Linked DNA regions of Homo sapiens: region 1 is linked to region 2. Evidence: read pairs that join two places in POLR2A ChIA-PET (ENCODE). Cell type or tissue: IMR-90. All regions are shown on one strand. Links, peaks and the distances in the headings refer to the core of each region. The heading gives the core; the rest is flanking DNA. Region 1 has its middle 28 kb from the start of PRKAA2. Region 2 has its middle 270 kb from the start of LINC01753.

The links. Peaks named below come from ENCODE experiments on the same cell type or tissue, not always from the same donor. Only the 100,000 strongest peaks of a DNase experiment are listed, where the experiment ranks them.
Region 1: POLR2A ChIA-PET joins it to region 2 with 9 read pairs; 1 of 35 experiments calls an interaction of 5 or more read pairs at or near these places.

Annotation. Positions count from the first base shown.
Region 1 is chr1:56,611,066-56,623,777 of GRCh38, forward strand. No RefSeq gene overlaps it. Among named protein-coding and RNA genes, the nearest start is that of PRKAA2, 28 kb to the right of the region's middle. In IMR-90, for the core only: no CTCF peak of the experiment used is centred there; a DNase peak (open chromatin) is centred at 6,146.
Region 2 is chr1:55,668,222-55,680,933 of GRCh38, forward strand. No RefSeq gene overlaps it. Among named protein-coding and RNA genes, the nearest start is that of LINC01753, 270 kb to the right of the region's middle. In IMR-90, for the core only: no CTCF peak of the experiment used is centred there; no DNase peak of the experiment used is centred there; H3K27ac peaks cover 825 bases.

The DNA.
Region 1 (12,712 bases), core at 2,880-10,879, 940 kb after region 2:
AAAGTGGGAAAGATCTAAAACTGACATCCTAACATCACAATTAAAAGAACTGGAGAAGCGAGAGCAAACAAATTCAAAAGCTAGCAGAAGGCAAGAAATAACTAAGATCAGAGCAGAACTGAAGGAGATAGAAACACAAAAATCCCTTCAAAAAATCAATGAATCCAGGAGCTGGTTTTTTGAAAAGATCAACAAAATTGATAGACTGCTAGAAAGACTAATAAAGAAAAGAGAGAAGCATCAAATAGACGCAATAGAAAATGATAAAAGGGATATCACCACTGATCCCACAGAAATACAAACTATACTATAAACACCTCTATGCAAATAAACTAGAAAATCTAGAAGAAATGGATAAATTCCTGGACACATACAGTCTCCCAAGACTAAACCAGGAAGAAGTTGAATCCCTGAATAGACCAATAACAGGCTCTGAAATTGAGGCAATAATTAATAGCCTACCAACGAAAAAAAGTCCAGGACCAGATGGATTCACAGCCAAATTCTACCAGAGGTACAAAGAGGAGCTGGTACCATTCCTTCTGAAACTATTCCAATCAATAGAAAAACAGGGAATCCTCCCCAGCTCATTTTATGAGGCCAGCATCATCCTGATACCAAAGCCTGGCAGAAACACAACAAAAAAAGAGAATTTTAGACCAATATCCCTGATGAACATCAGTGCGAAAATCCTCCTTAAAATACTGGCAAGCCGAATCCAGCGACACATCAAAAAGCTTATCCACCAAGATCAAGTTGGCTTCATCCCTGGGATGCAAGGCTGGTTCAACATACACAAATCAATAAACATAATCACATAAACAGAACCAAAGACAAAAACCACATGATTATCTCAATAGATGCAGAAAAGGCATTCGACAAAATTCAATAGCCCTTCATGCTAAAAACTCTCAATAAACTAGGTATTGATGGAACATATCTCAAAATAATAAGAGCTATTTATGACAAACTTACAGCCAATATCATACTGAATGAGCAAAAACTGGAAGCATTCCCTTTGAAAACTGGCACAAGACAGGGATTCCCTCTCTCACCACTCCTATTCAATATAATTTTGGAAATTCTGGCCGGGGCAGTCAGGCAAGAGAAAGAAATAAAGGGTATTCAATTAGGAAAAGAGGAAGTCAAATTGTCCCTGTTTGCAGATGACATGATTGTATATTTAGAAAACCCCATCATCTCAGCCCAAAATCTCCTTAAGCTGATAAGCAACTTCAGCAAAGTCTCAGGGTACAAAATCAATGTGCAAAAATCACAAGCATTCTTATACACCAATAACAGATAAACAGCGAGCCAAATCATGAGCGAACACCCATTCACAATTGCTTCAAAGAGAATAAAATACCTAGCAATCCAACTTATAAGGGATGTGAAGGACCTCTTCAAGGAGAACTACAAACCACTGCTCAATGAAATAAAAGAGGACACAAACGAATGGAAGAACATTCCATGCTCATGGATAGGAAGAATCAATATCGTGAAAACGGCCATACTGCCCAAGTAAATTTATAGATTCAATGCCATCCACATCAAGCTACCAATGACTTTCTTCACAGAATTGGAAAAAACTACCTTAAAGTTCAAATGGAACCAAAAAAGAGCCTGCATTGCCAAGACAATCCTAACCAAATAGAACAAAGCTGGAGGCATCATGCTACCTGGCTTCAGACTATACTACAAAGCTACAGTAACCAAAACAGCATGGTTCTGGTACCAAAACAGAGATATAGACCAATGGAACAGAACAGAGCCCTCAGAAATAACACCACACATCTACAACCATCTGTTCTTTGACAAACCTGACAAAAACAAGAAATGGGGAAAGGATTCCCTATTTAATAAATGGTGCTGGGAAAACTGTCTAGCAATAGGTAGAAAGCTGAAACTGAATCCCTTCCTTACATCTTATACAAAAATTAATTCAAGATAGATTAAAGACTTAAATATTAAACCTAAAACTATAAAAATCCTGGAAGAAAACCTAGGCAATACCTTCAGGACACAGACATGGGCAAGGACTTCATGACTAAAACACCAAAAGCAATGGCAACAAAAGCCAAAATTGACAAATGGGATCTAATTAAACTAAAGAGCTTCTGCACAGCAAAAGAAACTACCATAAGAGTGAACAGGCAACTTACAGAATGGGAGAAAATTTTTGCAATCTGCCCATCTGACAAAGGGCTAATATCCAGAATCTACAAAGAAGTTAAACAAATTTACAAGAAAAAGTCAAACAACCCCATCAAAAAGTGGGCAAAGGATATGAACAGACACTTCTCACAAGAAGACATTTATGCAGCCAACAGACAGATGAAAAAATGCTCATCATCACTGGTCATCAGAGAAATGCAAATGAAAACCACAATGAGGTACCATTTCACACCAGTTAGAATGGTGATCATTAAAAAGTCAGGAAACAACAGGTGCTGGAGAGGATGTGGAGAAATAGGAATGCTTTTATACTGTTGGTGGGAGTGTAAACTAGTTCAACCATTGTGGAAGACAGTGTGGCGATTCCTCAAGGATCTAGAACTAGAAATACCATTTGACCCAGTGATCCCATTACTGGGTGTTATAAATCATGCTACTAAAAAGACACATGCACACATATGTTTATTGCAGCACTATTCACAATAGCAAAGACTTGGAACCAACCCAAATGTCCATCAATGATAGACTGGATTAAGAAAATGTGGCACATATACACCATGGAATACTATGCAGCCATAAAAAAGGATGAGTTCATGTCCTTTGTAGGGACATGGATGAAGCTGGAAACCATCATTTGAGCAAACTATCACAAGGACAGAAAACCGAACACTGCGTGTTCTCACTCACATGTGGGAATTGAACAATGAGAACACTTGGACACAGGGCGGAAAGCATCACACACCAGGGCCTGTCATGGGGTGGGGGAATGGGGGAGGGATAGCATGAGGAGAAATACCTAATGTAAATGACGAGTTAATGGGTGCAGCACACCAGTATGGCACATGTATACATATGTAACAAACCTGCACGTTGTGCACCTGGACCCTGGAACTTAAAGTATAACAAAATATTTTTAAAAAGAAATTTCTTCTGCAACATACCCTAAATTATCTCTCTCAATTTCAAAGTTCCACAAATCTCTAGGGCAGGGCAAAATGCCGCAAGTCTCTGCTTAAAACATAACAAGAGTCACCTTCGCTCCAGTTCCCAACAAGTTCCTCATCTCCATCTGAGACCACCTCAGCCTGGACTTTATTGTCCATATCATTATCAGCATTTTGGTCAAAGTCATTCAATAATTCTATAGAAAGTTTCAGACTTTCCCACATTTTCCTGTCTTTTTCTGAGCCCTCCAAACTGTCCCAGTCTCGCCTGTTACCCAGCTCCAAAGTTTCTTCCACATTTTTGAGTATCTTTTCAGCAGTGCCTCACTCTACTGGTACCAATTTACTGTATTAGTCCGTTTTCACGTGGCTGATAAAGACATACCCAACACTGGGCAATTTGCAAAGGAAAGAGGTTTAATGGAGAACTCATAGTTCCAAGTGGCTGGGGAAGCCTCACAATCACAGCAGAAGGCAAGGAGGAGGAAGTCACATCTTACATGGATGGCAGCAGGCAAAGAGTGAACTTGGGCAGGGAAACTCCCCCTTATGGAACCATCAGATCTCATAAGACTTACTCACTAACATGAGAACAGCATGGGAAAGACCTGCCCCCATGATTCAATTACCTACCACCAGGTCCCTCCCACAACATATAGGAATTCGAGATGAGATTTCAGTGAGGACAGAGCCAAGCCATATCAGAGCCTTGGAAGTGTAATTGCTAAGTCAAATAACTAATATATATGTATAATTTTGCTAGATATTAACTGGTAGTCATTCTTGTAAACCTATTTCTTCTCTTTAATTTGTCATCTTCCTTCAAGGAACCTCTAGATATTAAGTCAAACAACTCAAACATTTGGAGATTACCTCCAACCTTCCTCTTATTCCCTGCCACCATCAAAATAGACATACAATTAAAGTAATTTTACCTTGTAGGAATGTTTCAAATTCAGTTCTGACTTTTAATCCCTGAAGCCGCTGCTTTAATTCAAAGTCCTGTGAACTCTTTGGACATGCTCTTACACATATTATTTGTATCTTAGAATATAGGAGAGGCCAGGCACAGTGGCTCATACCTGTAATCCCAGCACTTTGGGAGGCCGAGGCAGGTGGATCACTGAAGGTCAGGAGTTAGAGACCAGCCTGATCAACATAGTGAAACCCCGTCTCTACTAAAAATACAAAATTAGCTGGGGATGGTGGTGCACACCTATAATCCCAGCTACTTGGGAGGTTGAGGCAGGAGAATTGCTTGAACCCAGGAGGCAGAGTTTGCAGTGAGCCAAAGTCGTGCCATTGCACTCCAGCCTGGGCAACAGGAGAAAAACCCTGTCTCAAAAACAAACAAAGAAAAAGACAAAAACAAAGCAAAACAAAAAACATAGGAGAGAGTATATAATACTAATTGGAAGACTGAAGAGGCACTAACTAGAGAAAAGGCATTCTAGGCAGAGGAAAAGGCATTTCCTAAGATACTGTGGTAGGAATGTGCATGGAAAGGAAATAAAAGAAAGTCAATGTGTTGAAAACACAAAGAGCAAAAGAAAATCAGTTGGAGAGCAAGAATCAGTTGGTAGCAAACAGGCAGGGTTTATAGGCTATGTTAAGGATTTCTTATTTTATTCTAAAATATATAGAAACCATTTAAGGAGTTTAAGCAACTGGGTGAAATAATGAGATTTGGGGATTGGAAACATCATTCTAGCTGCTGGATGAACAAAAATTGGAGTAGTCCAGGCAAGAGATACTGACATACTCTGGTGGCAGTGGTTGTGGCAAAGTAGAAAGATTGAGTAAATATTTTTAATAGATTTAATATATGTAAAAAGATAGAACCTAGCGATGGATTGTTTAAGGGAGTGTTTCCCTTAATCATGTTTTTTCTTTTATGAGTTGATGGACAGTGATTCCAATCACTAAAACAGGAAAAACTGAAAGACAGCCAGGTTGGGGCAGAGTTGGTGTGGGGCAGGGGTGGAAATAGTGAGTTGGCTTTTTATTATTTTTATTTATTTATTTTTTGAGACGGCGTCTCACTCTGTTGCCCAGGCTGGTGTGCAATGGCAATATCTTGGCTCACTCCAACCTCCGCCTCCCAAGTTCAAGTGATTCTCCTGCCTCAGCCTCTCGAATAGTTGGGATTACAGGTGTGCACCACCATGCCCTGCTAATTTTTGTATTTTTAGTAGAGATGGGGTTTCACGGGCCGGGCGCACTGGCTCACGCCTGTAATCCCAGCACTTTGGAAGGCCAAGGCAGGCGGATCACCTGAGTTCGGGAGTTCGAGACCAGCCTGACCAACATGGAGAAACCCTGTCTCTACTAAAAGTACAAAACTAGCCAGGAGTGGTGGTGCATGCCTGTAATCCCAGCTACTTGTTGGCTGAGGCAGGAGAAACACTTGAACCCGGGAGGCGGAGGTTGCAGTGAGCTGAGAATGTGCCATTGCACTCCAGCCTAGGCAACAAGAGAGAAACTCTGTCTCAATAAATAAATAAATAAATAAATAAATAAGTAAATAAATAAAATAAAAAAAAGAGAGATGGGGTTTCACCATGTTGGCTAGGCTGGTCTAGAACTCCTAACCTCAGGTCATGTGGCCACCTTGGCCTCCCAAAGTGCCGAGATTATAGGCATGAGCCACCATGGCTGGCCGAGTTGGCTTTTTAATGTTTTGTTGTTCTGTTTTTTTTAATCTTTTGAGATAGGGTCTCACTCTGTCACCCTGGCTGGAGTGCAGTGGTGTGATCACGGCTCACTGCAGCCCTGACTTCCCAGGCTCAAGCGATCCTCCCACCTCAGCCTCTGGTGTAGCTAGGATTACAGGCGCGTGCCACCACGCCCAGCTAATTTTTTTATTTTTGTAGAGACAGGGTCTCCCTATGTTGCCCGGGCTGAGTTGGCTTTTTAGACATGCTGAGACTGAGGTGCATTTGATATTCAAAGATATGTTAGTAAGCACTACATGGAAATAAAGTTCAGGGGAGAGGTCTCGGTTGTTGCTATACATTTGTGAGTCATCTGCAAATGGTGTAATTTGAGTCATGGGTGTATATGAGAATGCCTAAGTATGTAATGAGGACAGGAGAGGTCTAGACCAAGCCTACAGGACTGACAACAGAAGCAACAGAAAGAAAAGGAGGAGCACACAAAGGAGATGGAGAAATAACAGCACGTGAGCAGGGTTAAAAGGAAGGCATGGAAAGGGCCTATACAAAGGAAAGAATGTTTCATTGTGTTGATTGCTGCTTGAGGCTGAGTTAAAATGAAGCCATAAAAAATGATCATTAGATTGAGCAACAGAGAAGTCATTAGTGACTTCAATAAGGGCAGTTTCACTGAAGTGATGGAGGCAGAAGCCTAATTAAAGTGGGTTGAGGAGTAAATAGAAGGTAAGAACATGGATTACAGCTTTTCCTTCAGAGAAGCTTAACTGGGATAGGAAATACAGAAGTGTAGAAATAGCTGGAGGAGAATGTGAGATGAAGGGAGGTCTTTTAAAGATGAGAGAATATTTTGAATACAGATGGGAACAATTCAGTGAAGTGAGAGGGTGGAAGAAAAAGTGGAAAACAACAAGGAACTAACCCCCTGAGGAGAGCAAAGGGAATTAGATCTATATTGAAGAACTGGCCAACCGTAGGAGAAAGAACCCATCATCAGATGAAACAGGAAAGAAGGAAGAGGTGAGGGCAGATGCAGATGGGTTCATGGATCTAATGATAAGATTATGAAACTGTGCCCATCTGATGGTTTCTACTTTCTCAATTTAATTTGAAGAGAGGTTGTCAGTTGAAAGTAATAGGCATGGAGATAGATATTCTATGAAACAGATATCTCCATGAATAGGAAAGTGAGCTTATAGGAGAAATGTGGTATGATGGTTGGACAGTGCTGACAGCTCATTTTACTTGCCAATTGGCAATATGATTGTTCTTGTGTACTTAACTTCCTGTGTTGTAAATTAATCCAAATTGATCTCCGTAAGAGATTGGTCTGAAATAACCAAATGATGGTTTCAGTTCTCCACTTCACTTATGTCTTAGCTGAGATCTTCCAAAAGCAGGTCTGAAGCAGTGAGTTTATATTCTTTTATTTTATTAGGGAGTACAATCCCATGGAAGAAGAGTTAAGGACAAAGACAGTGAAAGAAGGAAGGAGGAAGAGTCAGAGTGAGGATGTCATGTGTGAGTTGCTGCCAAGTGCCGTGCTCCTAAGAATCAGAATACACTGTATCTCAGGACTGCCCACTTAGTGGGGGAGGCAGTAGAAAAGAGGAAGATGTTATCCATTAGCTGTGATCTCTAACATCATAAGTTCACCTGTTGGGCTTCCAGGTTGCCCATGTCTGGATGCCCGCCCCTAGTAGTGCCTAGAAGGGGCTGCAAGGCAAAGGAAGCCCTGAGATGGGAGGAGACAGGTGTAAGGAAGAGCCAGCAGAAAAGTTCTTTTAACTTAGGCCTTCAAAGAGACAAAGAACGTCTACGTCCAAAGAAACATCTGATACAATTTACAACTAGGAATATGGCTTACCTGATTTGACTAAAGCCAAGTAATACTTTAGAAACACAGACAAAATGAAAATCAGCTCATCTATTTCTAAAGTAATCAACAGATGTCTCCTTATCTGGCTGGTGAGCTGATCAGAGATTTTAAAGATATTTTCTACATAACAGGAGAATTTCAAATTTTATTTGGACAGACATGCAGGAAACAATTTTAAAATTATTATCTTAGCGGGGCAGAAAAGTCTCAGGGATTCTGAATGGGTTTTCGTTTTTTTTTCTTTCTTTTTTTCCCTGTTTTTTTTTTTTTTTTTTTTTTTAGACAGGGTCTCACTCTGTCACCAAGGCTGGAGTGCAGTGGTGCAATCCCAACAGCTCACTGCAGCCTTGACTTCTTGGGCTCAAGCGATCCTCCTGCCTTGGCCTCCCAAGTAGCTGGGACATACAGGCACACCTCACCAGGTCCAGCTATTTTTTTTCCATTTTGTTATAGAGACAGCTGGTCTTGAACACCTGGGTTCAAGTGATCCTCCCATTTCAGCCTCCCAAAGTGCTGGAATTACAAGTGTGAGCCACCATGCCCAGCTTTTTTTTTGTTTTTAAATCATAAAGTGCTCCCGTTCTGCTATCTAGTGCTCACTAGTTTATCAGGAGAAATTTTCTTTTTTTTTTTTTTTACGCTTAATTCACTTTATTTTTCTTGTATAAAAACCCTATGTTGTAGCCACAGCTGGAGCCTGAGTCCGCTGCATGGAGACTCTGGTGTGGGTCTTGACGAGGTGGTCAGTGAATTCCTGATCGGGAGACTTGGTAAATACAGTCTCCTTCCAGAGGTCGGGGGTCAGGTAGCTGTAGAAATGGCATCAAAGGTATTGCTTTATCTGTTTATCAATAACATCACTACCAACATTTTGTGGCAGGACAATTGCTAGTTAAGAGGGACTGCTCCAGGCATTGCAGGGTATTTATGTCCCTGCCCTTCACTCCCCTTAAACTCAGTCTCCTCATTAAATAGCAACAACCACTCACAGTTATTGTGGGGACTGAAAACACTCCTGCACATTTTTAAGTGTGCCCCATGACCCCAACCATTGGGAACCACTGCAGGAGGGGTTGACAGCCTCTACTTTACAGATGGGACACTAGGGCTTAGAAGCTCAGTAACAAGGTCATATTACAGATCAGCAGTAGAGCACGAACTCATAAACATAAGTTATTTTCTAATGCCCTTTTCCTCTCTACAAAGGATCTTTAAGAAACACTAGGGACTGGCCACAGTGGCTCACACCTGTACTCCTAGCAGTTTGGGAGGCCAAGGCAGGAGGATCGCTTGAGCCAGGTGTTTGAGACAAGCCTGGGTAACATAAGGAGAACTCATCCCTATAACAAAATTTAAAAATTAACCGGGCATGGTGGTGCATGCCTGTGGTCTCAGCTACTCAGGAGACTAAGGTGGGAGAATTCTTTGAGCTGGGGAGGTCGAGGCTGCAGTGAGCTGTGATCGCACCATGGCATTCCAGCCTAGGTGACAGAGTGAGACCCTGTCTCAAGAACAAAAAAAAGGAACTGTAGCTCTCTTAGTGGATTTGTAATATGACACAATTTATACAGATTCTATTTTCGCATAGCTTTATTTAATAAAGTGAGGGTCACTTGTGAAATCATCATAGTAACAAAGATAGCTAAATAATAGATCAGAGAAAAGTCACAAAATACAAAAATCATTAAGGGATTAAAAAAAGAGATTGAGAAAGAGACTGTAGGAGGAAATTTTAAATAAACTAGGTTTATTCAGACTGAAAATTGGAATGAGGATTTGAGGATGGCCTTCTAGCACATGAAGGATTTTCACACATGGAATGGTATGTATAAGTGACATACTATACTAGTTTGAGATGCTTGCATTGGGATAATGTATGCACAGTGCTTGAAAGCTTACCAAGCACTTTCTTTTTAAAATTTTTCTATTTTTTAAGTTTCTTTTTCCTGACCTATACCAGTTGGTTCACAACCAAGCACTTTCGTATGCATTATCTTATTTAAATAATTTTGTAGCATCGAGTGGAGTTAAAAATGTAACTTTTATATGCATCTTGTTATGTATATATGTTAAAGAATAGAGAAAATACAAACATTATTGATAAAGATAAGAGACAGGATTTTTGAATACAAATATTTCCAATGATCCAGGTTTTAATTATATAGAAGATGGGAGTTCGTATAGGTACATTCCCTACTACCTAACATCTAGGTAATGTAGATAATTGCTGAATTTCATTGAAGGTATGTATTATAAGATGTAGCTGAACAAATGAACAAAACATCAATCAAAGTGAAATCAAGTTTAGGCCAGGCACAATGGCTTATGCCTGTAATCCCAGCACTTTAGGAGGTCAAGGAGAACAGATTGCTTGAGCTCAGGACTTCGAGACCAGCTTGGGCCACATGGTGAAACCCCGCATCTATAAAAATGCAAAAAAAATTAGCCAGGCATGGTGGCACAAACCTGTGGTCCCAGCTACTCAGCAGGCTGAGGCAGGAGGATCCCTCAAGCCCAGGAGGTGGAGACTGCAGTGAGCCAAGATTGTGCCACTGCACTCCAGCCTGGGTGACAAAGCGAGACCATGTCTGAAAAAAAAAAAGTGAAATCAAGTTCAAAGAGTAAGTATGTATGTATGACAAACTGCAAATTTTTAAAAAACAGTGAAGCTGGAACACAGGATTATAGGGAATACATGAAGCACAAGGAAAAGACAGGACAAAGAGGATGAGATAAGAGAAACGTCTGGAAAAAAGAGAATTTTGAGAACAAAACTATGTATAAGCTGCAAGCCTCTAATTCATTATTCGTGAGGAATTGTCCATTTCATTACCTGTACATGTTAGCTTACATAACTAGGAATGGGTACTTAATGTAAGACATGAAAAGGATTGACTATGTAATTAATATTATTCACATTCATTCAATGTAGTACTTAACATTATCTAATCTACTTTTAAATTAAGATATCTACTGTGATGGTGCCATTATACCTTCCTCTGTGAGATTGTTCATGCAACAAATAGAGTACCAGCCATGGGCTCCGCACTATTTTAGGCACTGGGGATACAGTAGAGAACAAAATAAATATATTCTTGTCTTCATGGATATTATTTTCTTGTATGTGTATAGAGGAGTGGGAGAGGAGATAGACAAAGATTTTAAAAAGTGCAGCATGTAGGTGGTGATAAGTGTTAGTAAACATTAGCTACTAAATACCACATACTAGAAAATAAAGCAGAAACAGACTATAGGGATTGTTGGGACATTAATGAAAAAGTAGTATTTGTTGCTTTGGATAAAACATCAGGTGAGTTCAGTCATGGGGGCTCACACCTGTAATCCCAGCACTTTGGAAGGCCGAGGCGGACAGATCACTTGAGGTCAGGAGATCGCCACGAACATGGTGAAACCCTGTCTCTACTAAAAATACAAAAATTAGCCAGCCATGGTGGCGAGTGCCTGTAATCCCAGCTACTCAAGAGGCTGAGGCAGGATAATCACTTGAACCCGGGAGATGGAGGTTGCAGTGAGCTGAGATTGTGCCACTGCACGCCATCCTGGGCGACAGAGTGAGACTCCGTCTCAAAAAAAAAAAAAAAAAAATCCGGTGAAAAGAGCAGAACTGAAAACTACATATAAGTCCCTTGTCAATTTTTATTTAAAAATATATTTAATACAATATGCACAGAAAAGAGAATTAAAGGAAATATATCTGTTATGGTTTGGCTGTGTCCCTACCCAAATCTCATCTCCAGTTGCAATTCCCATGTGTCAAGGCAGGTGATTGGATCATGGGGACAGTTTCCCCCATGCTGTTCTCATTATAATGAGGGCATTCTCATGAGACTCATGAGATCTGGTTGTTTCATAAGTGTCTGGCAGTTTCCCCTGCACACTCTCTCTCTCTCCTGCCACCATGTAAAATGTGCCTTGCTTCTCCTTTGCCTCCCACCATGATTGTAAGTTTCCTGAGGCCTCCCCAGCCATGCAGAACTGTGAGTCAATTAAACATCTTTCCTTCATAAATTACCCAGTCTCAGTTATTCTTTATAGCAGTGTGAAAGTGATGAATACAGGAAATGTGTACCGCAAAGAGTGGGGCATTGCTATAAAGATAACGTGAAAATATGCAAGTGGCTTTGGAACTGGGTAACAGGCAGAGGTAGGAACAGTTTGGAAGCCTCTGAAAAAGATAGGAAGATGTTTGGAAGTCTAGAAAGTCCCAGAGACTTGTGGAATGGTTTTGACCAAAATGCTGATAGAAATATGGACAATGAAGTCCAGGCTGAGGTGGTCTCAGATGGAGACGAGAAACTTAGGTTTAAAAGGGAAGCAGAGCATAAAAGTTTGAAAAATTTGCATCCTGACCATGTGACAGAAGAGAAAAACCCATTTTCTAGGGAGAAATTCAAGCTAGCCACAGAAATTTGCCTAAGTAATGACTAGCCAAATGTTGGTAGCCTGGACAATGGGGAAAATGTCTCCAGGGCATGTCAGATATCTTCATGGCAGCCCCTGCCATCACAAGCCCCATGGGAAAAATGGTTTTCTCACCGGAACAGCTTTAGGACTTGGTGCCCTGCATCTCATGCTCCAGCTCCAGCTCTGGCTAAAAGGGGCCAAGGTACATCTCAGGCCATTGCTTCAGAGGGTGCAAGCCCTAAGTCTTGATGGCTTCCATGTGGTGTTGGGCCTGCAGGTGAGCAGAAGATAAGAGCTGAGCTTTGGGAACCTGTGCCTAGATTTCAGAGGAGGTAGGGAAACACCTGGATGTCCGGGCAGAAGTCTGCAACAGAGGCAGAGTCCTCATGAAGAACTTCTGCTAGGGCAGTGAAAAGGATAAAGGTGGGTTTGGAGCCCCCACACAGAGTCCCCACTGGGGCAGTGCCTAGTGGAGCTATGAGAAGAGGGCCACTGTCTTCCAGACCCTAAGATGGTAGATCCACAGACAGCTTGCACTATGCGCCTGGAAAAGCCACGGGCACACAATGCCAGCTCATGAAAGCTGCTGCAGGGCGTGAACCCTGCAAAGCCACAGG
Region 2 (12,712 bases), core at 2,428-10,427:
GCTTCTTGGGAGGCTGAGGCAGGAGAATTGCTGGAACCTGGGAGGCAGAGGTTGCAGTGAGCCAAGATCGCGCCACTGCACTCCAGCGTCAATGGCAAGAAAGCAACTCCATCTCAAAAAAAAAAAAGAAAAAGACAAGAAATTATTCATGTAAGCAAAACCACCTGTACCCCAAAAAGTGTTGAAATAAAAATAAAAAATAATTATTTTTAAAAGTATATTAACAATAGAAAAAAAGATTTATTTAAAATTGGACCATTAAGGTAAGATTGAAAAGTTAAGAAGCTTGAAATTGGTGTGTGTGTGTGTGTGTGTGTGTGTCTGTGTGTGTGTGTGTGTCTGTGTGTTGGAGAGAAGGAGAGAGAGGGATAGTATATAGTGAGAATGAGGAAAAGAAGGGATAGAAAGTATAATACCAAGCACTTAGGTTACAAGGAGCTGTGAATGAGAATTCTCCAATTTGCTGTGAGTTTCCTAGCCAGGAAAGCAGAAAGTTAGGCTAATTTTATGTTAAAAAATCTTTGATCCTAGTAGTGATATATTATCCTGGGTGATTTTTCTTCTTACAGTGATGACACTGGCATTATGGGAGGGATAATTCTTTATTGGGTGAGACTATTTCACATACTGCAGGACATGGAGCTTCCCTGGCCTCTCTACTTGCTAAGTGCTAGTTGTATCCTCCAGGCACAACTGGACAATCAAAAAATGCCCTCATGCTTTGACAAATGCCCCTTAGGGGACAGTGTGGCCCCTAGTTGAGAACCACTGAACCTAACCCATTTGGTTTCAACAAAAGAGAATGTCAAGATTCAGAGAGTATTGTAGCTAACTGTTCAGGATCACACAAATCGTAAATGTCACAGCCAGATCCAAAATTCAGGTTTCTTGCCTCTAGTTTGGTTTCTATTAATGTTCCATTTCTCAGTGTTTATTTTGTTTTTAATAGACAGTTGATTTTACTTTATCAGCCACATACTGAAGCAAACCCACCTTTTGTGTTTGAAGATTATGCTTTAACTTTCCAATCTGTAAACCATTATCTTGTATGGAGAGACACTGGAAAAAGTTTTCCAGTTATCTCTTGGGCAGAAACCAGAGGGCCGCAGTACTCTTGGAAGCTTGAAAAGTTCTGAGTGAGAAGTCAGGATGCCTGATTTCCTCTACCTAGACTGTGCCAACGTGATATCTTGAGATTTCCCAGGCCAGCTTGACTCAATGATTCTAAGAATTTAGACAGAAAAGCCCAGGCTCTTCCTTCCTTGGCTGCATTAATGAAGGAGTGGCTGAGTGTCTCAGCCTGTGTGTTGCTATCATGACGTTCACTCAGTGTTGAGAAATGCCTTACAGATGCTGTGCTAGGTAAGGAGGAGCCAAATGTTTTCTAGCTCCCTTGGTCAGCACAGGATTGCCTGGGACCTTGGAGGAAAGAACTTTGCATTTATATCTGAAATATGACCTGAGCTTTTCTGTGTCTACAGCCTAAGTCTGTGTAACATTGATAGAATCTAATTCTCCCCTCAGAGCTTCACTCTGAGGGTACTGAACTCACATGGTTATTGGGGGTACTCTCTGACATAATGGGAGAATTCTTTGCCTGTTTAAGGCCGTATATTGTGGCAGAGAACACTAGTGCTTACCACAGGCCTGGTTTCCTCTTTTCTCAGGCACACAGCTAAGCCTCATCCCAGCCCTTTGCACTCATGGTAGAGCCAGTGGCAGGTGGGTAGTAGTGATGTATTCTCTTCTGCACAGTACTCGATCCTCTTTTTTTCTGTGGCTGCCTTGGAGGTCACATGGTGAAGATGGCAGTGCCACAAGATGGGAGGAATCTGAGCTCTGAATCACCGTGAAGAAGTCTGCTGGATGAACACTTGCTTGCACCGTGGAGTGGGCAAGAACTCTCAAATCTCAATGGCTTAACAACAAAGCTGTGCTTGTTATATAGATGATAGCCTCCCTTGACTAACAAAATTGTTAATACAACTTAGCCGACTGTGAAAAAAGCACATGAATGAAGACTTCTCTCATCTTCCCATAGCTTTCTATCTCTATCCCTCTGCTGTTAGGAGTGATTCTGAAAAGAATACTCAGAACTTACAGATAATTTTAATTTTTGTGTGTCTTTATCCAAGTGGTTCCAAAATCCACCCCACTCCCCAGCACCATTGCTGTTTAAAAGGCAAACAAACTTACTCTATGTGACCTTAGGAAGGTCATCTTACAGATGAGGAAACTGGTGCTCAGAGAAGCCAGGTTATTAGGTTGTGGTGAAGATTAAATGAGATCATGAATATGAAGCAAGGAGCACAGTGGCTGGCACATACAAAGCGCTCAATAAATGTCAGTCCCAACATTCTTCATTCTCCCCGAAGAGCAGAAGACTTTGTTTGCTTCCTGTCAAAAGAATCACTGAGCACAGGGAGTGGTAGTTCAGGGGTGAGGTAAACAATTCCTGATCCTCTTATCCCAACTGCAGCCCTGTATAAAATCTCATTTTTGTTTTTTGTGAGGTACCTCAGACTGGAGCAAGTATTGTTTTTCTAGCCTTGGCTTTTTGGACAAATAGCTGCTGTTCTTCTCTGGGCTTTAGTTTCTCTTTAGAATAGCAGGGCTGGACTAAATGAACTCCAAGAGCCCTCTAGCTCTGCCAGTGTGGAATTCCAACTTAATATGAGAAGACTGAACGACTGTGGAGAGAAACGCATCAAGGATAGGGAATGGGTTGGAATAGAGGCTTAGCTGTATCACATAGCATGTCCCAAAGGACATAAGCCATGCTCCACGGTCATCCAGAACAGATTTATGGTCTTGAAGTTCATAAATAATCTCTGGATGGTGGAATCATTTAAATACCAGTGACATTGGATGCCACAATAGGGGACCAAGCCCATTCTTCTTAGAAACTAATGTTATTGTGAACTTTTGCAGGATTGGATTCACACTTGCTTTCTTTTCCTTTTTTGTCTTTTCTTCTTCCTCCTCCTTCTACTTCTTCTTTCTTCTCACTCTGTCTCTCCTGGCTCCCCTCTTTTCCCCTCTCATCCTTCCCTTTCTTCTTCCCTCTTTTCTACTCCGTTCTATTTTCTCAGTCCTGATTTGCTACCGAAAACTAACAAATTTCCCATATTTAAATAACTTTACTTCTTTCACTTCTTTTTGACACATGTGCTTTATTATCTGGGATTCAAACCAACTTATTTAGTTTATTATATTTTTCTCATATTTTATTTAGCCTTAGCCAAACAATGGATGGGGGTTGGGGTAAAGAATTGTGTCACTTTTTGGTTAAACAATCTTGGTGACCTAATAACAACACTGATAATAGACTGACTGGTTTGTAAATTCAGAAGAGTGCCAGGCGCCACAGTTTTAACTATTATACTATTGCATACAGTTGAGGTTATTGCAGAAAGAGATTATGGTAGGGAGCAGTTCTGGGAAATTCTGGGAAAAAACAAGCTGAAGACAAATAGCTCTTTCCAACGCTGTTTACAGTCTTTAGGATAATTACAAATTCCAAGTTTTTGGGGACAAAATCATTAACTCTGACATTCCAATCAACCTTGAAATTAACTCTAATCTGAAACTTAGCCACTGAGCAGAAGTTTTTTGATGTGCAATCATGTGCTTTTTTCCTGGGGTAGAAAATTGAGAGCACAATTTGAAATCATATGGACAGTGTTATAACATTTTATTCCCAAGATGGCCTTAATTACAATTACAGGGACATATAGAGATTTCACCTATATCAGGTCTATTTTCTACCCTACTCATTATATATTGGTTGAATATTTTAACTAGAAATAACACCGCAAAAAGAAAAAGAAATAACACCGTGAATTCTTAGCACAGTGCCCAGAAATGCTTTTGTGTACAAAAAGTCAAATAATTTTATTTTCTCAGCCACCCTGTAGCATAGGTATCACTATCACCATGTAGAGATGAAATTGCAGTACTTTTGGACTTCAAAGTGGTAGAAACAAAGATTTGATTCCCGTTCTTTGATTCCAAAGCTTCTCTTTCTACTCTTGTGCCCAGAAATTATTTCTACTCACTATTGTTTTGGCTACCTCAAATCAACACCAATGTCTTTTTTTTCTTGTAAAATACAAAAGCTTAAAGAAGATAAAACTTTGTAGAAATGAATGCAATAATGTAAGTTTCTATTTTTCCTTTTATAAAATTTGTAAAAATTTTAATTTGTTTTTGTTTGAGACAGGGTCTTACTTCATCACTCAGGCTATAGTGCGGTGGTGTGTTTACAGCTCACTGCAGCCTCAACCTCCTGGGCTCAGGTGATCCTCCTGCCTCAGGCTCCTGAGCAGCTAGGACCACAAGTATGTGCTACCACACTCATATAATTTTTAAAAATTATTATTTGTAGAGACAGGGTCTCACTATGTTGCCCAAACTGGTCTTGAACTCCTGGGCTCAAGCAATCCTCCTGTCTTGGCTTCCCAAGATGCTCGGATTATAGGCAGGAGTCACTGTGCCAGGCCTTCCATTTTTCATTAAGAAAGTATTTCATGGTTTTCTTCATTTATTCCCAATAAACTGCTATCTTGCCTTGTTACAATTTTAGTTGATTTGTTCTCTTTCTTTTGAATCCTCCGCTCTATGTCTGTAAGTACCTTGAGGAAAGAGGAGCTCCATTTGCTGTTCTCTATCCAGTGCTCAGCCCAGTGTCTGACATCTGCTGGGTGCTCACGTACTGAGTACCCCTACTATGTGATTACCCTTTAACTCGTATTTGCTTTCCACATGTGATCATACAAGATCGAGAAGACGACAGACCAGTGAATGTAGTTGGGGAGAGAGGATTAAAGCCTGTCACAAAGAATTAAAGATAGAGGGCACAGTGAATATTTCAGCTCGTTTTCCACCAATGGGTGGAAAATATGTGAAGGGGCTGTGTTGGTTCTTCCCTGTTAGTCCCTCAAGATGTGCTCTCTACTCTTCTCTGATTTGCTCTGAGCCCCCAGACTCTGGTCCCTATGGAGTGTATCACCCAGGTTCTTTCTTCTTTGTTTTCCAGTTGAGTTTGGCCAGTGAGTGCTGCAGGATACTGGAGGGAGGGCAACAGAGAGGAAGGTGTGAGTACTCAATCTTTCAACTTCCGCTCTAACTCACTGTGGTTGCATGTGTTTGGCAGTGGCTGCATCCCTTTCCAACAGCAGCCCTGGCGGGGCAGCCCCTCTTCCTGATCTTCCAGACTCACTGGGCAATGTTGGTCCCTCTCCTTGTCCCTTTAGCCATTGGAGTGGTCATAGCTCTTTGCCATCATTGGTGTCTGGGTATGTTACTATCTCTTGTTGGTTCCCTTGACACTATCCACACTTCTGTAAATAATCTCTTCATTAAGTTTCCTTCAGTTAAACATAGTGGGTGTTCTGTTTCTTGTCAGACACTGACTGATAGAAGGAACAATGGACTGTGGATAATTACAGATGACGTGTTAACACAGGATATTCAAGTAGAGCCTTCTCCTGAAACCAGGGATGTGTCTGCTTAAGTGATAGGAAATATACAATCAGAGACTGCTGGCTTGGCATTATGGTTCTGAAGCTCTCCTCCCATTATTCACTCATTCATTCATGCTTGTTCAGTTAGCCAGTGAATATTTATTGGGTGGTCACTATGTGTCAGGAAGTCTTCTAGACTCTGAAGTTAGATGATGAATAAAACTGACAAAATAGCTGGCTGATTGGAGTTTACATTCTATTGAAAGAAGACAGTTATTTATTGTTTCAGGTGTGGATACAAGCTATGAAGTAGAAGAGGATAGACATTAGGGTTGTATGGCTCTACGTTTGCTTAAAAAATTAATCCCCAGAACAAATGCTTTTTAATTTGTATTTGGCTCACTAAAACACGACTCTACAAAGGGTGAAAACTTGTTTCTCATTTTTGCTCCTGTAAAGTGTGTTGGTTTCTTAGAATGTTCCATGAAGAAAATCAAGTTTTCATAAAATAATGGACTGAGTTTGACATAAGCTGTTGTTCAGCTGAAGAGATTGACTCACATTTTATACCCAGAATGTCAGATCCAGAAAATAAAAATATGTGGGAAATGCCTGGTAGAGCATTGACCAGACAGTACACATTGAACAGGTGTTATTATGTAATCCTTATATCAGCGTATAAGGTAGGTAAAAATGATTATATCTTGCTTTATGAATGACAAAAATGAAGCTCAAGGAGATTCAGAGGAAAGGGAGTAAAAAAAAAGCTTTGAAGTAAGATATATGTGACAGATGATGCTAACATAAACAACACCCATGAGCACATTCAGAACTGTTTGGTTCTCTGTAAACTTCACAAAATACCATCATTTTTGTTACCACATAAATTAGCATTTGAGTATCTAAATGAAAAAATATAGAAATATTTGAATCTACTTTAATTCATAAAAATGTATAAAACACTCACAATCACTGTTTTTTTAATCAATACTCATAACGAATGACTTAAAACAAGCCCCATAGCTGATCCCAAACACTGTGTAATTGTGCTACTGGGGAGAAGCATTACAAGTGATGATGTAGCTCAATGGTTCCCCAATTTTTCTTTACCAAAGACCTATTTTATTTTTTTCCCAATAGTTGTCAATTTTTAAAAATAATTTCATAAATTTTCATTGTTAATCAGAAAAAATTAAAGAGTGCAGAATGAATATTTACTTTAATACTTCTTTAATCTTGCTTGCAAAAATTTCAGTACTTGAAACAAACACAGATAGGTTGAGAAGCCCTCATACTTTGTATGAACAATTATTAATGTTTATGAGAAGCCTTTGTGAATTGTTATTGCCCGTTTCTTTTTTCTTTTAAGTTTTATTTCAATAGCTTTAGGGGTTATAAGGAGTTTTTGGTTACATGAACAAATTGTATAGTGGTGGAGTCTAGACTTTAAGTGTACTCATCACCCAAATAGTGTACATTGTAGCCAACCAATAATTTTTCATGCCTGACCCTGCTCCCACCCTCCCCACTTCTGAGTTTCTAATGTCCGTTCTACCACTCTGTATGTCTTTGCATCATTGCCCATTTAAGATTTTTTTTTAAAAATAATTTCAACGTTTGTTTTATATTCATTGGGTACATGCACAGGTTTGTTACAGGGGCATATTGTATGACAGTGAGGTCTGGGGTATTAATGGTTTTGTCACTCAGGTAGTGAGCATAGTACCCAATATGTAGTGTTTTAGCCCTTTTCCCCCACCACACTCCCATCTTTAGTAGTCCCCAGTGTTTATCCCCAGTTATTTTTCCCATCTTTATGTTCAGTATACCCAATGTTTAGCTCCCATTTATACATGAGAACATGTGGTATTTGGTTTTCTGTTCCTGTGTAAATTTGCTTAGGATAATGGTTTCTAGCTGCATCCATGTTGCTGGAAACACATGATTTCATTATTTTTATGGCTGCATGGTATTCTATGGTGTATAGGTACCATGTTTTATTTATCCAGTCCACACCGATGGGCACCTAGGTTGATTCTGTGTCTTTGTTAGTGTGAATAGTGTGGCAATGAACATACGAGTGCATGTGTCTTTTTGGTAGAGCACTTGGTTTTCCTTTGGGTATATACTCAGTAATAGGATTGCTGGGTCAAATGGTAGTTCTGTTTTAAGTCCTGTGAGAAATATTTAAATTGCTTTCCACAGTGACTGAACTAATTTACACTCCCATCAACAGTGTGTAAGTGTTCCCTTTTCTCTGCAGCTTTGCCAGCATCTGTTCTTTTTTGACTTTTTAATAATGGCCATTCTGAGTGGTGTGAGATGGTATCTTATCTGGTTTTAATTTGCATTTCTCTGATGATTAGCGATGTTGAACTTTTTTTTATGTTTGTTGGCCGCTTGTAGGTTTTCTTTTGAGAAGTATCTGTTCATGTCCTTTGCCCACTTTTTTTTTTTTTTTTTTTTTTTTTTGAGTCAGAGTCTCGCTCTGTCACCCAGGCTCCAGGCTGGAGTGCAGTGGCGCGATTTCAGCTCACTTCACGCTCCGCCTCCTGAGTTCACACCATTCTCCTGCCTCAACCTCCCGAGTAGCTGGGACTACAGGCACCCGCCACCACGCCCGGCTAATTTTTTTTTTTTTTGTATTTTGTTTAGTAGAGACGGGATTTCACCATGTTAGCCAGGCTGGTCTTGAACTCCTGACCTCGTGATATGCCCACGTCGGCCTCCCAAAGTACTGGGATTACAGGCGTGAGCCACCGAGCCTGGCCCTTTGCCCACTTTTTAATGGGGTTGTTTTTTTGCTTGTTGAATTGTTTAGGTTCCTTAGAGATTATGGATATTAGACTTTTGTCTGATGCATAGTTTGCAAATATTATCACTCATTCTGTAGATTGTCTCTTTACTCTGTTTATAGTTTCTTTTGCTGTGCAGAAGCTCTTTAGTTTAATTAGGTCTTGCTTATCAATTTCTATTTCTGTTACCATTGCTCTTGAAAAGACTTAGCCATACATTATTTGGCAAGGCTGATGTCCAGAATGGTATTTCCTAGATTTTCTTCTAGGATTTTTATTGTTTGAGATCTTATATCTAGGTGTTTAATCCATCTTGAGTTATTTTTTTGTATATGGTGAAAGGTAGGGCTCTGTTTTCATTCTTCTGTATATGGTTAACTAGTCTTTACAGCACCTTTTATTGAATAGGGAGTCCTTTCCCCATTTCTTATTTTGTTGATTTTTGTCAAAGATCAGATAGTTGTAGGTGTACAGCATTATTTCCGAGTTTTCTATTCTGTTCCATTGGTCTATGTGTCTATTTCTGTACCAGTCCCATGCTGTTTTGGTTACTGTAGCCTTACAGTGTAGTTTGAAATTGGGTATTGTGATGCTTCTAGCTTTGTTCTTTTTGCTTAGGATGGCTTTGACTGTCAGGGCTCTTTTTTGGTTTCATATAAATTTTAGAATAGTTTTTTCTAATCCTGTGAAAAATGACATCAGTAGTTTGATAGGAATAACATTGAATCTGTAGATTTCTTTGGGCAGTATTAACATTTTAAGATAATGATCCCTTCAATCCATGAGCATGGAATGGTTTTCTACTTGTTTATGTCATCTGTGATTTCTTTCAGTCGTGTTTTGTAATTCTCTTTATAGAGATCTTTCACCTCCTTGGTTAGCTGTATTCCTAGGTATTTTTATTTGTGGCTATTGTAAATGGAATTGAATTCTTCTTAAATTTTTTTAAATTTCAATAAAAGGTTTTTGGGGAATGGGTGGTGTTTGGTTACATGGATAAGTTCTTTAGTGGCGATTTCTGAGATTTGGTACACCCAGCACCTGAGCAGTGTACATTGACACCCAATAGGAATTTCATTCTTCATTTGGCTTTCAGCTTGAATGTTATTGGTGTATAGAAATGCTGCTGATTTTGTACATTGATTTTTGCACCCTGAAACTTTTCTGAAGTTGTCGATCCATTCTAAGAGCCTCTTGGTAGAGTCATTAGGCTTTTCTAGATACAGAATCATATCATTCATGAAGAGAGATAATTTGACTTCTTTTCCTATTTGGATGCCTTTTCTTTGTCTTTCCTGATTGCTCTGGCTAGGATGTGCAGTACTATGTGGAACAGAAGTGGTGAGGGTGAGCATTCTTGTCCTGCTCCTGTTCTTAAGGAGAATGATTCCAGCTTTTGCCCATTCAATATGATGTTGGCTGTGGGTTTGTAATAAATGGGTCTTATTTTGAGACATGTTCCTTCAATGCTTAGTTTGTTAAGGGTTTTTTTTTTTATCATGAAGGGATGTTAAATTTTATCAAAAGCTTTTTTCTATGCCTATTGAGATTATTGTATGGTTTTTGTTCTTGATTCTGTTTATGTGGTGAGTTACATTTATTAATATGCATATGTTGAACTATCCTTATATCCCAGATATAAAGCCTACTTGATTGTGGTGAATTAACTTTTTGATGTGCTGCTGGATTCAGTTTGCTAGTATTTTGTTGAGGATGTTTGCATCTATGTTCATCAGGGCTATTGGCCTATAGATTTCTTTGTTTTGTCTTTGTCAGATTTTGGCATTAAGGTGATATTGCTTTTGTAAAATGAGTTAGAGAGGATCCTCTCTTTTTTGCAATAGTTTCAGTAGAATTGGTACCAGTTCTTCATATGTTTGGTAGAATTTGGCTATGAATCCATGTGGCTCAGGGCTTTTTTTGTGTGTTTGGTAGGTTTCTAATTACTCATTTAATTCTGGAACTCAATATTTGTCTTTTCAGGGTTTCAGTTTCTTCCTGCTTCAATCTTAGGAGGTTGTGTGTTTCTAGGAAGTTATCAATTTCCTCTAGATTTTCTAGTTTTTGTGCACAGAGGTGTTCATAATAGTCTCCCAAGATCTTTATGTTTTTGTGGGGTCGATTATAATGTCACCTTTGTCACTTCTGATTGTGCTTGTTTAGATCTCTTTTTTGTTGTTGTTGTTAATATAGCTAGCAGTCTATTGATCTTGCTTATCCTAAAACCAAAACACAAATTTTTGGTTTTATTAGATGAATTTTGAGTTCTCAATTTCATTTTGTTCTACTCTGATTTTTGTTATTTCTTTTCTTCTTCTACCTTTGAGGTTAGCTTGTTCTTGTTTTTCTAGTTCCTCGAGGTGTGATGTTAGATCATTGATTTGAGATCTTTCTAACTTCTTGATGTAGATGTTTAGTGCTATAAGCTTTCCTCTTAGCAGTACTTTTGCTACATGCCAGAGATTTTGGTATGTTGTGTCTCTGTTTTCATTGATTTCAAATTTTTTTTATTTCTGCCTTAATTTCATTGTTTACCAAAAAGCTACTTGGAGCAAGTTATTTAATTTCCATGTAATTATGTGGTTTTGAGAGCTCTTCTTAGTATTGATTTCTATTTTTATTTCACTGTGGTCTGAGAGTATGGTTGACATGATTTCAATTTTGTTTTGTTTCTTGAGACTTGCTTTACAGCCAGGCATGTGGTCAATCTTAGAGAATGTCTTGTGTGCAGATGAGAAAGAATGTATATTCTATGGTTGATGGGTATAGTACTCTGTAGATGTCTATTAGGTCCGATTGGTCAAGTGTCAAATTTAAGTTCAAAATTTATTTGTTAATTTTCTCCCTTGATGATCTGTTTAATGCTATCAGTAGATTGTTGAAGTACCCCACTATTATCATGTGGCTATCTAAGTCTTTTTGTAGGTCTGGACATACTTGTTTTATGAATCTGGGTGTTTCAGTGTTGAGTGTGTATGTATTTAGGATGGTTAAGTTGTCCTGTTGAATTGAACCCTTTGTCATTATGTCATGCCCTTCTTTGTCCTTCTTTACTGTTGTTGGTTTAAAGTCTGTTTTATCTGGTATAAGAATAGTGACCCTGCTCTTCTTTTTTTTTAAATAAATATTTGAGTGACAGATTTTTCTCCAACTCTTTACTTTGAGCCTGTGGGTGTCATTACATGTGAGATGGGTTTCTTGAAGACAGACGATGGATGGGTCTCATTTTTTTTTTTTGATCCAACTTACTACTCCATGCCTTTCAAGTGAGGTGTTTAGCTCATGTGTTATAAATTCAAGGTTAGTATTGATATGTGAGGTTTTGATTCTATTGTGAAATTGTTAACTGGTTGCTTTGTAGTTTCTATTGTGTAGTTGCTTTACAGGGCCTGTGGGCTATGCACTTAAGTGTATTTTTGTGGTAACAGCTATTGTTCTTTTCTTTTCATGTTTAGAACTTCCTAAGGATCTTTTGTAAGGCTGGTCTAGGGGTAATGGAATTCCCTTAGTGCTTGCTTGTCTGAAAAAGTTTTTATTTTTCCTTTACTTTTGAAACTTAGTTTGATGGGATGTAAAATTCTTGATTGGTATTTCCTTTCTTTAAGAATGCTGAAAATAGGTCCCAATCTCTTTGGGCCTGTAAGTATATATTTAGATGTTAAATTGCTTGGCCATTGACTGTGCATTCTTTCAGCCTTAATAGACTCTTCTAGTTTTCCAAAGACAGATTACACCACTACCAGCAGTGCATAAAAGTTCCAGCTGCTCTACACTTTTGGAAATGCATGGTATTGTCATTTAAAACAAATTTTAGTAATTCTTGTGGATATGTAGTGACATCTCATTGTGCATCTCATTGTGGTTTTAATTTACATTTCTTGATGGCTACTAATGTTGAACGTGTGCTAATGGCCATTTGAACATCCTCTTTCATGATATGCTTCTTTAAGTCTTTTCACTGACTTAAAAATTGTGCTATGTGTCCTATTCTTATTGATTTATAGGAATCCTTTAATTTTTTATTATAAATCTTTTGTTGGATAGGTGTAGTTTAAATATCTCTCCCTACTTTTTTGTCTTTTCACTGTCTTAACGGTAACTTTCAATGCACAGAAAAATGTTGTTATTACTAAAGTCATATATATGCATCCTTTATGGTTAGTGTATTGTGTTCTATTAAGGAAATATGTACCTACCTCAAGGTCATAAATATACGATTGTAGGTTATCTTCCAGAGGCTTTATTTTTTACTTATCGCATTACGTCTACAATCCATCTGGGATTGAATTTTTTGTGAAAGGTTTATTTTTCTCTGTATTAGTATTCAATTAATTCTGGACAATTTTTTTTAATTATTATACTTTAAGTTCTAGGGTACATATACACAATGTGCAGGTTTGATACATAGGTACACATGTGCCATGTTGATTTGCTGCACCCATCAATTCATCA